Linked DNA regions of Homo sapiens: region 1 is linked to region 2. The links are chromatin contacts, found by Hi-C or POLR2A ChIA-PET in ENCODE. All regions are on one chromosome and are shown on one strand. The core of a region is the stretch at or near the end of the contact, and the rest is flanking DNA. Distances in the headings are between cores, read along the strand shown. Region 1 overlaps LOC105374037 (a long non-coding RNA gene). Region 2 has its middle 540 kb from the start of NECTIN3-AS1.

The links. Hi-C counts contacts between places; a loop is a spot of excess contacts on that map. ChIA-PET counts read pairs that join two places held with the same protein, here RNA polymerase II (POLR2A). Pooled maps may share reads with other maps.
Region 1: a loop to region 2 is called in a map of PC-9, with 7 times the contacts of the local background. The contact joins two enhancer-like sites. A Hi-C loop is called at or near these places in 5 of 168 maps with a recorded cell type or tissue (IMR-90, MCF 10A, PC-9 and 2 more) and 2 of 50 pooled maps. POLR2A ChIA-PET finds 5 or more read pairs at or near these places in 4 of 52 experiments (AG04450, IMR-90, OCI-LY7 and 1 more).

Annotation. Positions count from the first base shown.
Region 1 is chr3:110,575,555-110,581,437 of GRCh38, reverse strand. All of the region lies in intron 3 of LOC105374037 (a long non-coding RNA gene), which reads left to right. Among named protein-coding and RNA genes, the nearest start is that of NECTIN3-AS1, 490 kb to the left of the region's middle. RefSeq lists an enhancer at 4,044-4,632. Within about 2 kb of position 4,362, at least 3 of the 41 ENCODE cell types and tissues checked have a DNase peak (open chromatin) inside an H3K27ac peak, as active enhancers do; they include endothelial cell of umbilical vein, where a contact is called at or near this core.
Region 2 is chr3:110,523,430-110,529,358 of GRCh38, reverse strand. No RefSeq gene overlaps it. Among named protein-coding and RNA genes, the nearest start is that of NECTIN3-AS1, 540 kb to the left of the region's middle. Within about 2 kb of position 2,443, at least 6 of the 41 ENCODE cell types and tissues checked have a DNase peak (open chromatin) inside an H3K27ac peak, as active enhancers do; they include endothelial cell of umbilical vein, where a contact is called at or near this core.

The DNA of each region.
Region 1 (5,883 bases), core at 3,113-5,612, 50 kb before region 2:
TGGGATCATGCCTGTAATCTCAGCACTTTGGGAGGCTGAGTGGGTGGATCTCTTGGGCCCATGAATTTAAGACAAGCCTGGACAACATGGTGAAATCCCATTTCTATAAAAAAATTCAAACAAAACAAAAAAGCAACACATGGTGGCATGCGCCCTGCAGTTCCAGCTACTCGGAAGGCTGAGGTGGGAGGATCACTTGATCCCAGGAGGTAAAAGATGCAGTGAGCTGAGATTGCACCACTCCACTCCAGCCTGGGTAGACAGGGAGAGACATTGTCTCACACACAAAAAAATAATAAAAATAAAATAAATAAATAATTTTTTAAAAAGTGTGTTGCTACACACATCTATTACTATAAACAAAATTTTGAACAAGAGGATTATTTAAAATCCTGGATAGGCAATAGCATCAAGAACAGTATTTGATTTTACAGGTATGACATTCTTAAACTCCGTATTCCTAGGTTTACAAGATGCAGCTTCACAAGAATTATCTAAACCAAAGACTGTGGCTTGGCTTTTTTATAGAAACATGTAATTTTCCTGAAAGCTACTATGTTATGAATTATATAGAGTAATAAGTATAGGCCTTTGATAACATGTTATCTTATTTTGGGCTCTAATTTGTACAGTAGTGATTATAGTTCCAAAAAGTGTTCTCTCAGTGTGAAGATACATACCATCTTCAACTGCATTACTGAGAAGGTATCCTTTTAAAATTTATCTTAAAATATTCCTACTGTTTACTAAAATAATGTAGTGAAGTGGTAGGAATATCCTATATAAGTTTGAAGATAAAATGTATTCCTTCTATATTTCTGAAATTTGCTAGATGTTAGGATTATTAGGTGATTATAGAAGTTACAGAGATGGATCACTACAGAAATCTAGTGTTTTCTTCTTTGTCACTAAATGGATGCTGCTGCAGGCAGTTAGCTTGTTTCTTAGCTCACCAAAATGCCGGTGATTTTTATACATATTCTATGGGCTGATTCATAGTTCTGACCCTGCTTTTTGAAAAGATGTAATTTCCAGCAGGTTTTTTGAGAAGGTCATACACATATTGTCTTGATGTCATGTGGAAAGCACTGGCTCATCACAAGAGCCCTGTGGCTTTTAATGAGTTTTGCCATCAGAGAGGTATTTGAATATTGTTCAGTAGCCTTGTGTCTCATCATTATATTTTGCTTCAAACTTGAATTAAAGGAGAGATGCAAGCAAAATCCTGACAAAGCAATCGATATTTACTTTGTGTATAAACCCTTGCAGCAGATCAAACTTGAAAAAGATATCCTGTTTTCTAGTAATATCTAACTGGACCCCTACAGATATCAAGCATAGGTCTCTTTAACTAGGCAATCCCAGCATAAATGGAGTGGTTACCGACACTAAATTGGTCTATTTATCCTGGAATGAGAGAGGAATTGCAGTCAGCAGGAGGGAGGGTAGTTTCTGAGTCATATGCTCTTGCATAGAAGAAGAGATGGGAGGTGTTGTTAAAATTAATTTGCTACTCAGGCATTTTAGAAAATATACTTGCCTAGCTTCCAGGATTTAGAGGTATCCGAAGCTGCTGGCAAGTAGGCCACCTGAGAAAGACGTGTAAAACATGGTAGAAGAAGAATGAACAATATTTCTGTATCCAATTCACTGTGACTTCTCTGTTTTTATTTTTTCTGGTGCCCTTAAAATGATCATGAAATAAAGGGGTGAGAAGATGCTCAATTATTGGAATGCTTGTAGTGAAGACAACCATGGCTCAAGCATCTTCTTAGTCACACAATAATGAATACCTCCCTAATTTGATGTGCTTCAAGTAGCTCAGACTGTTGACAGTAGCAAATCTGGTAAAAGAGGAAATGACCTCTGCAGAGCCTATGGAGGGTATATAACAGACTCTCAGTAGAGGAATTCTCACTTTTACCTCCAGCTAGTTCTGCTGCTGCCACCAAAAAAATTTGAGGTTTTCCTCTTCTTCAGATAAGATTATTATTACTACCACTAAAATGAAAGCAATAACTACTACTACTGCTACTAAGAACAGTAGCTGCCATTTATTGAATAGGATGTGTTAGGATCTGTCCTGAAATCCTTGTATGCTCTATTATTAGTCCCCATTATAACTCAGATATATTGCTCATCTCATATTGCAGGTGAGGAAACTGATTTAGAACGATTAAACACACACAGAAAGTAAATGGTGAACACAGCATCTGTACCTGTCGCTGTAGCCCCCAAATGCAAATTTAGTCATCATTTAGTTAATTAATATGCAAGAGGTGCTTACCAGTGTGAAGAGTTTCATTTTGTAAATCATGTACAGCAAGCCACATGTACAGAGCTCTTTCTCCTGTTCTCTCTGATCTGATCTCGTTTGCTCCTTGACAGGCCATCCCAGTCAGCCCTGCTTGGGGATCACTAGTCATGGATTTATGTGACCATCTCAGTCCCACACTGTTTCTCTTTATTTTGCTCAATTCATTTTAGTCCCAATTTTTCAGTTTTCTTTTTATAGTTAAGAGCTTTGCTTCACTACTTCCTTCATAACACTAATCACATACCCACTCTTACTTCAATCTCCTTTAGTGTCAATTTATTCTTTAAACATGTATTGAATTCTTACTATATGTTGAGGAACTAATACTAGTATTAATTGATCTATGATCATAGGAAACTTGGAGGTTAATGAAACAGATACAGATAAACAGCTAAATGCAGTTCAAGGTGATGCATAGGATTATAGTGATAGGCAGAAAACAATACATTATAAAACTAGAGTGGAAACATCAGAGGTATCTTCCTAAAGGAAATAGTAACTAAACTGAGTGTTGAACACCAAAAATAAGTTAGTCAAGTGAAGAAACATTTCAAAAAGCAGAAATAGAATGTTTAAAAACAATGTTAAAAGAAAATTTCAATTAATTCCAAATGACTGGAACTTAAGACTGGGAAAGGTAGAGGCTTATGGGACTAGATTGAGGAAGTATTCAGAGAGAAAATCAGGAAGGACCTTGAAGCTCCCCACAAGAAGACTGCATTTTATCCAATGAACAGACCCTGGGCAATTTTACATACTAATTGAGAAAGGGAGTGAGACGGGCTTGAACTAAGGCATACTGTAGTTCTGTTTACTGCAGAAAGGAAGTTCAAGAACAGCATCACAACTTGTCTGGGCATTATTTCCTCACAGCTAATTTAGGCTTCTCTGCACCCCAAACTGGCCAAGAAAGTTAAAATGCTACATTTCTCTAATAATTAGACTTCTTCATACTGAAAATTTCCTTTGAAAAAAATAAGGATATTTTAATATGAAGCAGAAGTTTAGCAGTTACTTTTTGCGTGCCTGTGTGCATGTGTGCATGCTAATTTCTGTGAGACTTGGTCATAATCTTAATCATTCTTGAAAGCAGAGAGTGATGAGTCTGACCTCAGGGAAAAGCTAGGCTGTCTTTCCTGGCATCTTGATATTATAATAGATTTTAAGATTCTGTCAAGTATACTGAAGGGAGAATCCATGAACACTGTACATTTATTAAAGACCTACTATGTGTCCGCAATTTTCTCTATGCTATGAAATGTAAAAACAAAATTTAGTGTCTCTGTCTTCAAGTTGCTAAAATATAATTGGAGAGAGTAAAAAAAAAAATCCCCAATATTATTAGATAAGATTTTGTGGCAATACAATCTTTTAAAAACTTGGTAATGCAGGCTATGAAAGCAATGGGAGTTCAGGGAAGAAAGATGTCCAAGCAGGATATGCTTGACCAGTGGGTGCGATAGAAGGGGCCTTCCTTTAGCTGGAGGTCCTGGCTGAGTAGCAAGTACGGTTAGTTTACAAAAAGGGAGTAAGATTGCATACTGTGAGTGGAAGGGGCCAGGGTTGAGGTACAGAGTATTAAAAATCTTTAATGCTAAGCAAGAAATGTAGGTCTTATTAGGTAAGTTGTGAACAGAATATAATAATGAAGTCTTTTTATTTTTTTTTAACTACTTTTGCAGTGGTGTATGAATTTGCAGCCACATGCCTACCTGGATTTGTGACTTTTGTGAAAACTCACTTCCTACCCTGGCTTCCCCTATGAAAGCAGGGCCTGTGACACAGGCTTACATGGAGATAGTTTATTTTGAGAAATCATCCCGAGTCAGGAGAGAGTGACGCTGGGATGAGGGAAACGAGGATGGAGGACAAGGCCATGCAAGGTTCAATAAATACTAAGCTGTCCTTGCAAGGGCATCTGGGGCTGATTAGGCTGGGGCTTTCTGTGGAGTCATCTCACAAAACCTACCCAAGGAACAAAAGATTGGCACATTTATTCACAATTGCTCCATGGGGTATTAACTTCCTCATTGTTTGCATTGCATTTGCATGACTGCTTGATGCTGAGTCAGAGATGCCCAAGAACAGAAGATGAGAAATTCTAGGTTGAGCTGAGAGTAGGTGCTGTATTTGTACATTATCAAAGGTTGTGCATAGAAAGGTCTGGAGTTTAAGATGAATTGAAAAGTCCTGACCAGAGGCAAGAACTATCAGATATACTCATCATTTCATTTTTAAGTAAAAATTTTAAATGATTACAAAATGTATACAAATTTATTATTACCAAAAGTATTATGTTAACAATTAACCAACAAAATATTGCCTAGAAATCATTTGGACACATCTTTAATGAATAACTTAAACTGAGTTATTATTAATATTCTCTTTCTAAAAGCCTAATATGGTGCCTGACATGAAGTGGGTGTTTAATAATGACATATGGAAAAATTGAGTGCATTATATCATGTAAACAAGTGCTTTCAAAATGGATTGAAAGGTATATTCTTCAGTACAACTGGGGTAGCAATGATGTCAGGGAGTGAACCAGAGGGCTTATTAAGGAACTAATTTATTTTATAAATATTTACAGATGGCACCAGGGAAAACAATAGCTTACCTTGAAACCAAATTATTTCAAAACCCATTTCAAATTGTAATTGATTAGTTTTTGAAATCATGTGTTTTTTTAAAAAAAAATTAAACCCCTTATCAGAGAGCTTTACAGTTTGTAGTAACCAATAATGACATAATGTGCAAACGTAAATGCAAAAAAATTAAAAAGCCACAGAAGAGTGTTACAAATAATTAATAAAAGGATGACTTTGTAGTTTTAAAGTAGGCTAATAATGCTTACATGTCACATATATAGCGTATAGTATCATTTGTAAATATTCTGGTAAAGTGAGCTATTTCAAGACATGGAATCATATCTTTTCCATCCTCTTTTAAATGCTTTTTGTTCAATGAATACATCACTAAACAAAAATTTACAAAACATCTATGTGTCCACTCAGGAGTTTGAAGTAAGTGCCTGCTTCCATCTGTCTACTTCCATCTCTCTACTTGTTTCTTTCCTTGCTTGAATGATAGTATTAACATACTAAGAAGTTCTTGGACATCAAATTTTAGTATTAAAACATACGTTTTTGAAGCAAAATGTCCTCATCGTGCTCTGGAGAATTCCCTTCCGGTTTTAGCATGGTACCCACAGATTCACCTCCTGGTGGTGATGCTTGTCAGCTACAAAGGCAGGTGTGGTTTGGGCAGGGAGTAGGCTCTGAGCCCTTCTTCCTGGACTTTAATGAATTATGAAGATCCAGTTGCCTTAGATTTTCTTTCAGCCACATAGCCTTAAATCTGGGCAGTCACTTCAGAGATGTTTTTGTTGGTTTTAATTCTGTAGTATCTTGTGGACTTGCAAGCTCCCAAGATTTCCAGTGCCCATAAATATAAGCCATAGAAAATTTTTCATCCATGGAGCTTAATTTTAATTTCAAGTCATCTTAATTCTCACAACAATAAGTGGTTTAATTTTAATGAAGTGATTCATGACAGACAAGACATCA
Region 2 (5,929 bases), core at 1,194-3,693:
CCAGCTTAGCTGGGTGCCTCTGACTCAAGGTCTCTCAGGGCATTGCAGTTTCCTTTGAAGTAGAAATTGGGGAACAATTTGCTTTTAAATTCATTCACATTATGGTTGTTGGCAGAATTTCAGTTCTTCTCAGGATACTGGGCTGAGGACCTTATTTCCTCTCTGACTGCTGACCAGAATCCTCTTTCAGATGAAATGTAGACCTTTTCATCATGTACTCCTAACATGGCAGCTGCCTTCCTCAAAAAAGAAGAGAGAGAGAACAAGAGAGAGTGACCAAGATGGCCATCACAGACTTTTTGTAACCTAATCTTGGAAGTGACACCCCATTCCCTCTGCTGCATTATCTTCTCTAGAAGTGAGTCATGAAATCCAACTGAAGGGGAGGGAATTTTACAAAAGCATGAATACGGGAGGCAGAGGATTTTGGAGACCATCTTAGAAACCACCTACAACACTTCTCTTACATGGAGAGATGAATCATTTTAAAAAATACATTTCAAAAATGCATGGATCTCCTATTTTATTTCGGGAACTGCTGTGCTCTAAGGGGTGGAAAGATAAGGGATGAAACTATAAAATGGCTCACTTCTTATCTTCCAGGAACTTATGTTCTGGTTCAGGAGGCAGAACTATTGAAATGTGATCAGTGCTATAAAAGCTGTAGGAGTTGTGGGAGCAGAAAAACTTTTTAAGATGTAAGAAGTGTTACCTTTGTAAGCTAAAAATAAAATTCTAAGCCCTCTAACCATCTGAATGAACCCCTCTTCTAGGCCAAGGCCATTTCAAAGTTAATGTGAGAACCCAGTTCAGGCCGTGATGGGAAGTGGAGGTCATACATACCTCCTTACGCCCTCCTCCCTTTGGAATCAGGCACAACTAACCAACATTAACATTAAAACAGAGGTTTTTAAGACTTTTTGTAGCAAAAAGACACTGAATTCCAGCCTGACTCTGGTATTGTGTTACACAACAGATAGCAGGCTCTGAAAGAAATTGAAGTATTTTACCCTAAAATATATTTCTTTGAAATATTTTGAAATGTCCCTGCAAAGTTGTCCCTTGTGGGGAAAATCTAAATTCTGTACAGAATTTCTTTCCTTTTCCAGTTCTTTTCCCTGATCCAGGAGAGAATTAAAGGAGTCTGGTATCTTTTTTAAGTCTGATAAGAAACATTTACAATCTTTTCTTTCTCAAGCCTGTTACCTGTAAGCTTCATCGGCATAATAAGAACCTTGGTTTCCACAACCCCTTGTCTTAACCCAGACACTCCCTTCTATGGATTCCAGGTCTTTAGATAAACTTTTTCAACCAATTGCCAATTGGAAAATCTCTGAATCCACCTATGACCTGGAAGCCCACACTTTGAGTTGTTTTGTCTTTTCAGACAGAACCAATGTACATCTTACATGTACTGATTGATGTCTTATGTCTCCCTAAAATGTATAAAACTAAGCTGTAGCTAGACCACCTTGGCACATACCATCAGGAACTCCTGAGGGTGTGTCATGGGCATGTCCTTAACCTTGGCAAAATAAACTAAACTGATTAAGACTTGTCTCAGATAATTTTTGGTTTATACCTTCATAAAGGAAGTGAAGCTTGGGCTTGTGTTGAAGAAAAGAATAGGAGAGAAAGCATCTGCCGACATGTACCTGTGAGAACCTTGCAAGAATTACAGACACTTTTAATGACAAAACCAGGCATCTGCATTGGGAGGAGTGGTAAGGAAGAAGGAGGCTGGATAAAGGAGCTAGAAGCCATGCTGGGAGGGTCCTATTAGGCCACACTCAGGACTTTGGAATCTGCAGTACGTGGAGTGGAAACACTGAAGGATATAATCAGTTATGTACAGAATAAAGAATGTTCTGAGCCAAGCTCGGTATGCACTGTTTTACCAATAAACAGATAAAAAAGAAGAGGAATATGTGTCATCTCCCATTTCACAACCCCTAAGACTATGTCAAATGACTAGGTTACAGTCTAGGTGGAAAGCTTTGTGTGAGCTCCTTTACTTCAGGTCAAATTATACATCTCAATGACTGAATACCACATCTCAATAACATGTAATTTCTCACAAGCACCACATTTTGTGAAGTAACTGGAAGAATATGATTCAAGATTGTTTCCAGAGAAGAATGAAAGAAAATAGTAGTGTTCCTGTGTAATGTTAACCATGGGACAGCTCAACCCATAGCTCCTTTATTTAGCTTGGTAAATTAAATGAATCTCTAAATACTTTAATTACTTCCCCCATTGCCTTTCTTCCTCCACAGTGCAAACTCTGTGCCATTCACTTGTTAAAGCCTCTTTTGAAACTCATTTCTCACATTTCCCCAAAGATCCATAAGCTTTCTATATGGAAGTGAAAAGAAGCAGTGAGGCATATAGTCAGTGATACTTAAAACTGGATGAGTCACCCCCAGGGAATGTCTGGGAGGTGTTTGAGGGCTTAAACATGTGCCAGAGCCCACAGTCTTACAAGTATTCAAGCAGACCAGATTCTGACTGAATAATGCCATAATTTCTAAGATTCTAAATTCTAAGATTCTTTCCAGTGTCATATTGTCAGATACCTGAGAACCCAATTGACTTACTAATATTTATAAACATACACCATCATCAAAGGGAAAATATCTGGCTAAATCTGGGAGATGACATTGCGCTTGCAGAATTGTATGACCTATAATCATATAGTACTCTTCTGAGCAATGAAGGATTAAACAATTTGCAGGTGCTATGTCTCCATGTACACTAAGTCTTGCTCTAATATTCTTCAGAAAAACCAGGACCACTCAGTCAAGGCTATAAGTGATATCTGGGTTACCTATATAGAGAGACATTATGTCTCCTTTCAAAAATTACAATTTTCTATATGAAATTTTAACTTCAGAAACAGGTAGGAAAACTGTAATTATCATCAAAAACTTTATTTCATACATTTATCTACAAAAAGATACTTTCTTTTCCTTCTTAATTTATATCCAGTCCAGCAGGAAATTCAGATATCAGAAGCAAAATGACATTCATTTTATTACCCACATCTTCTTAGCTGGGATCATGTAGGGCTTTACAATTATCATTTAATTATGACCAAAGAAAGGCACACTTTTGGGAAGATTAAAGGTTCTGGCATGGTACTTTAGAGAAGGTGATTATCAGGGAAACTTAGCAAGTATATATTAGAGACAAATTTGATTGATGACAGATATAGAAAATGAATGACACAGGATGAAATGAAAGACCACTGAATTAGAGAAGGCATTCTATAGTCCATGGTGTTATATATTGTCAGGCTGAGAGATGTTTTTAAGATGAAACATGAGCACTTTGTCTTCAAATATAAGTTATATTAGTCTGTTTTCACTCTGCTGATAAAGACATACCCGAGACTGTGGAATTTACAAAAGAAAGAGATTTAATTGGACTTACAGTTCCACATGGCTGGGGAGGCCTCACAATCATGGCAGAAGGCAAGGAGGAGCAAGTCACATCTTACTCGGATGGCAGCAAGCAAAAAACCAGAGCTTGTGCAGAGAAACTCCCGTTTTTTAAAACCATCAGATCTTGTGAGACCCATTTACTATCACGAGAACAGCACAGGAAAGACCTGACGCCATGATTCAATGATATCCCACCAGGTCCCTCCCACAACACGTGGGAATTATGGGAGCTAAAAGATGAGATTTGGGAGGGGACACAGAGCCAAGCCATATCATTCTGCTCCTCACCCCTCCCAAATCTCATATTTTTACATTTCAAAATTAATCATGCTTTCCCAACAGTGCCCCAAAGTCTCAGCTGATTTCAGCATAAACTCAAAAATTCACAGTCCAAAGTCTTATCTGAGACAAGGCAAGTCTCTTCTGCCTATGAGCCTGTAAAATCAAAAGCAAGTTAGTTACTTCCTAGATACAATGGGGGTACAGGCACTGGGCAAATACAACCATTCCAAATGTGAGAAAATGGCTAAAACGAAGGAGTTACAGGCCCCATGCAAGTCCAAAATGTAGCAGTGCAGTCAAATCTTAAAGCTCCAAAATGATCTCCTTTGACTCCAGGTATCACATCCAGGTCATGCTGATGCAAGAGATGGGTTCCCACGATCTTGAGCAGCTCTGTCCCTGTGGCTGTGCAGGGTACAGTCTCCCACCCAGTTGCCTTCATGGCTGGCATTGAGTATCTGTGGCTTTTCCAGGTGCACAGTGCAAGCTGTCAGTGCATCTACCATTCTGGGGTCTGGAGGATGGTGGCCATTATCTCACAGCTCTACTAAGCAGTCCTCCAGCAGGAACTCTGTGTGTGGGCTCCCACCTCACTTTTCCCTTCTGCACTGCTCTAGCAGAGGTTCTCCATGAGGGCTCCACCCCTGCAGCAAACACTGCATGGGTATCCAGGTATTTCCATACATCTTTTGAAATCTAGGCAGAGGTTCCCAAACCTCAACTTTTGACTTCTGTGCACTTGCAGGCTCAACACCATATGAAAGCTACCAAGGCTTGAGGGTTACACCCTCTGAAGCAACAGTCCAAGCTCTATGTTGGCCCCTTTGAACCACAGCTGGAGTGGCTGGGATGCAGGGCACCAAGTCCCTAGGCTGCACACAGCAGGGGATCCTGGACCCAGCTCATGGAATCACTTTTTTCTCCTAGGCCTCTGGGCCTGTGATGGGAGGGGCTGCCATGCAAACCTCTGACATGCCCTGGAAACATTTTCCTCATTGTCTTGAGGACTAACATTTGGCTTTTCGTTACTTATGCAAATTTCTGTAGGCAGCTTGAATTTCTCCTCAGAAAATGGAATTTTCTTTTCTATTGCATTATCAGGTTGCAAACTTTCTGAACTTTTATGCTCCAATAAAACTGAATGCCTTTAACAGCATCTAAGTCACATCTTGAATGCCTTGCTGCTTAGAAATTTCTTCTGCCAGATACCGTAAATCATCTCTCTCAAGTTAAAAGTTTCACAAATCTCTAGGCCAGGGGCAAAATGCCACCAGTCTCTTTGCTAAAACATAACAAGAGTCACTTTTGCTCCAGTTGCCAGCAAGTTCCTCATCTCTATCTAAGACCACTTCAGCCTGGACCTTATTGTTCATATCACTATCAGCATTTTTGTCAAAGCCATTTAACAAGTCTCTAGAAAGTTCTGAACTTTCCCACATTTTTCTGTCTTCTTCTGAGCCCTCCCAACTGTTCCAACTTCTGCCTGTTACCCAGTTCCAAAATCGCTTCCACATTTTCGGGTATCTTTTTAGCAATGCCTCACTCTACTGGTACTAATTTGCTGTGTTAGTTCGTTTTCACACACCTGATAAAGACATACCAGAGACTGGGCAATTTGCAAAAGAAAAAGGTTTAATGGACTTACAGTTCCACATGGCTGGGGAGGCAAGAAGGAGCAAGTCACATCTTATGTGGATGGCAAAAAAAAAAAAAGCTTGTGCAGAGAAACTTCTGTTTTTTAAAACCATCAGATCTTGTGAGACCCGTTCACTATCACGAGACCAGCACGGGAACGACCCGCCCCCATGATTCAATCATCTCCCATCAGATGCCTCCCACAACACATAGGATTTATAGGAGCAACAATTTGATATTTGCGTGGAGACACAGAGATAAACCATGCCATAAGTTAATGAAGGAACTACCAGAGTTCTAAAATTATAAACCTAGATTTTCCTAAGAAAATAGAGTGAATTACAAGACTTACAAAATATCAATAAGATTTTTCTATTTTGGAAAATTATTAACACCTCAAATTCATGTGGCCATATCATAGTGAAGAAGTAGAAGTATATTTGGAAACAGGAATAGACAACTCAACCCAATTTTCATTATAAGGACTTCATCAATTTAACATATTATTGCTGAATATTTTACTCTCAAGACTTTTTTCACATGGAAATTAACTGGATTTTGTCCTCAGA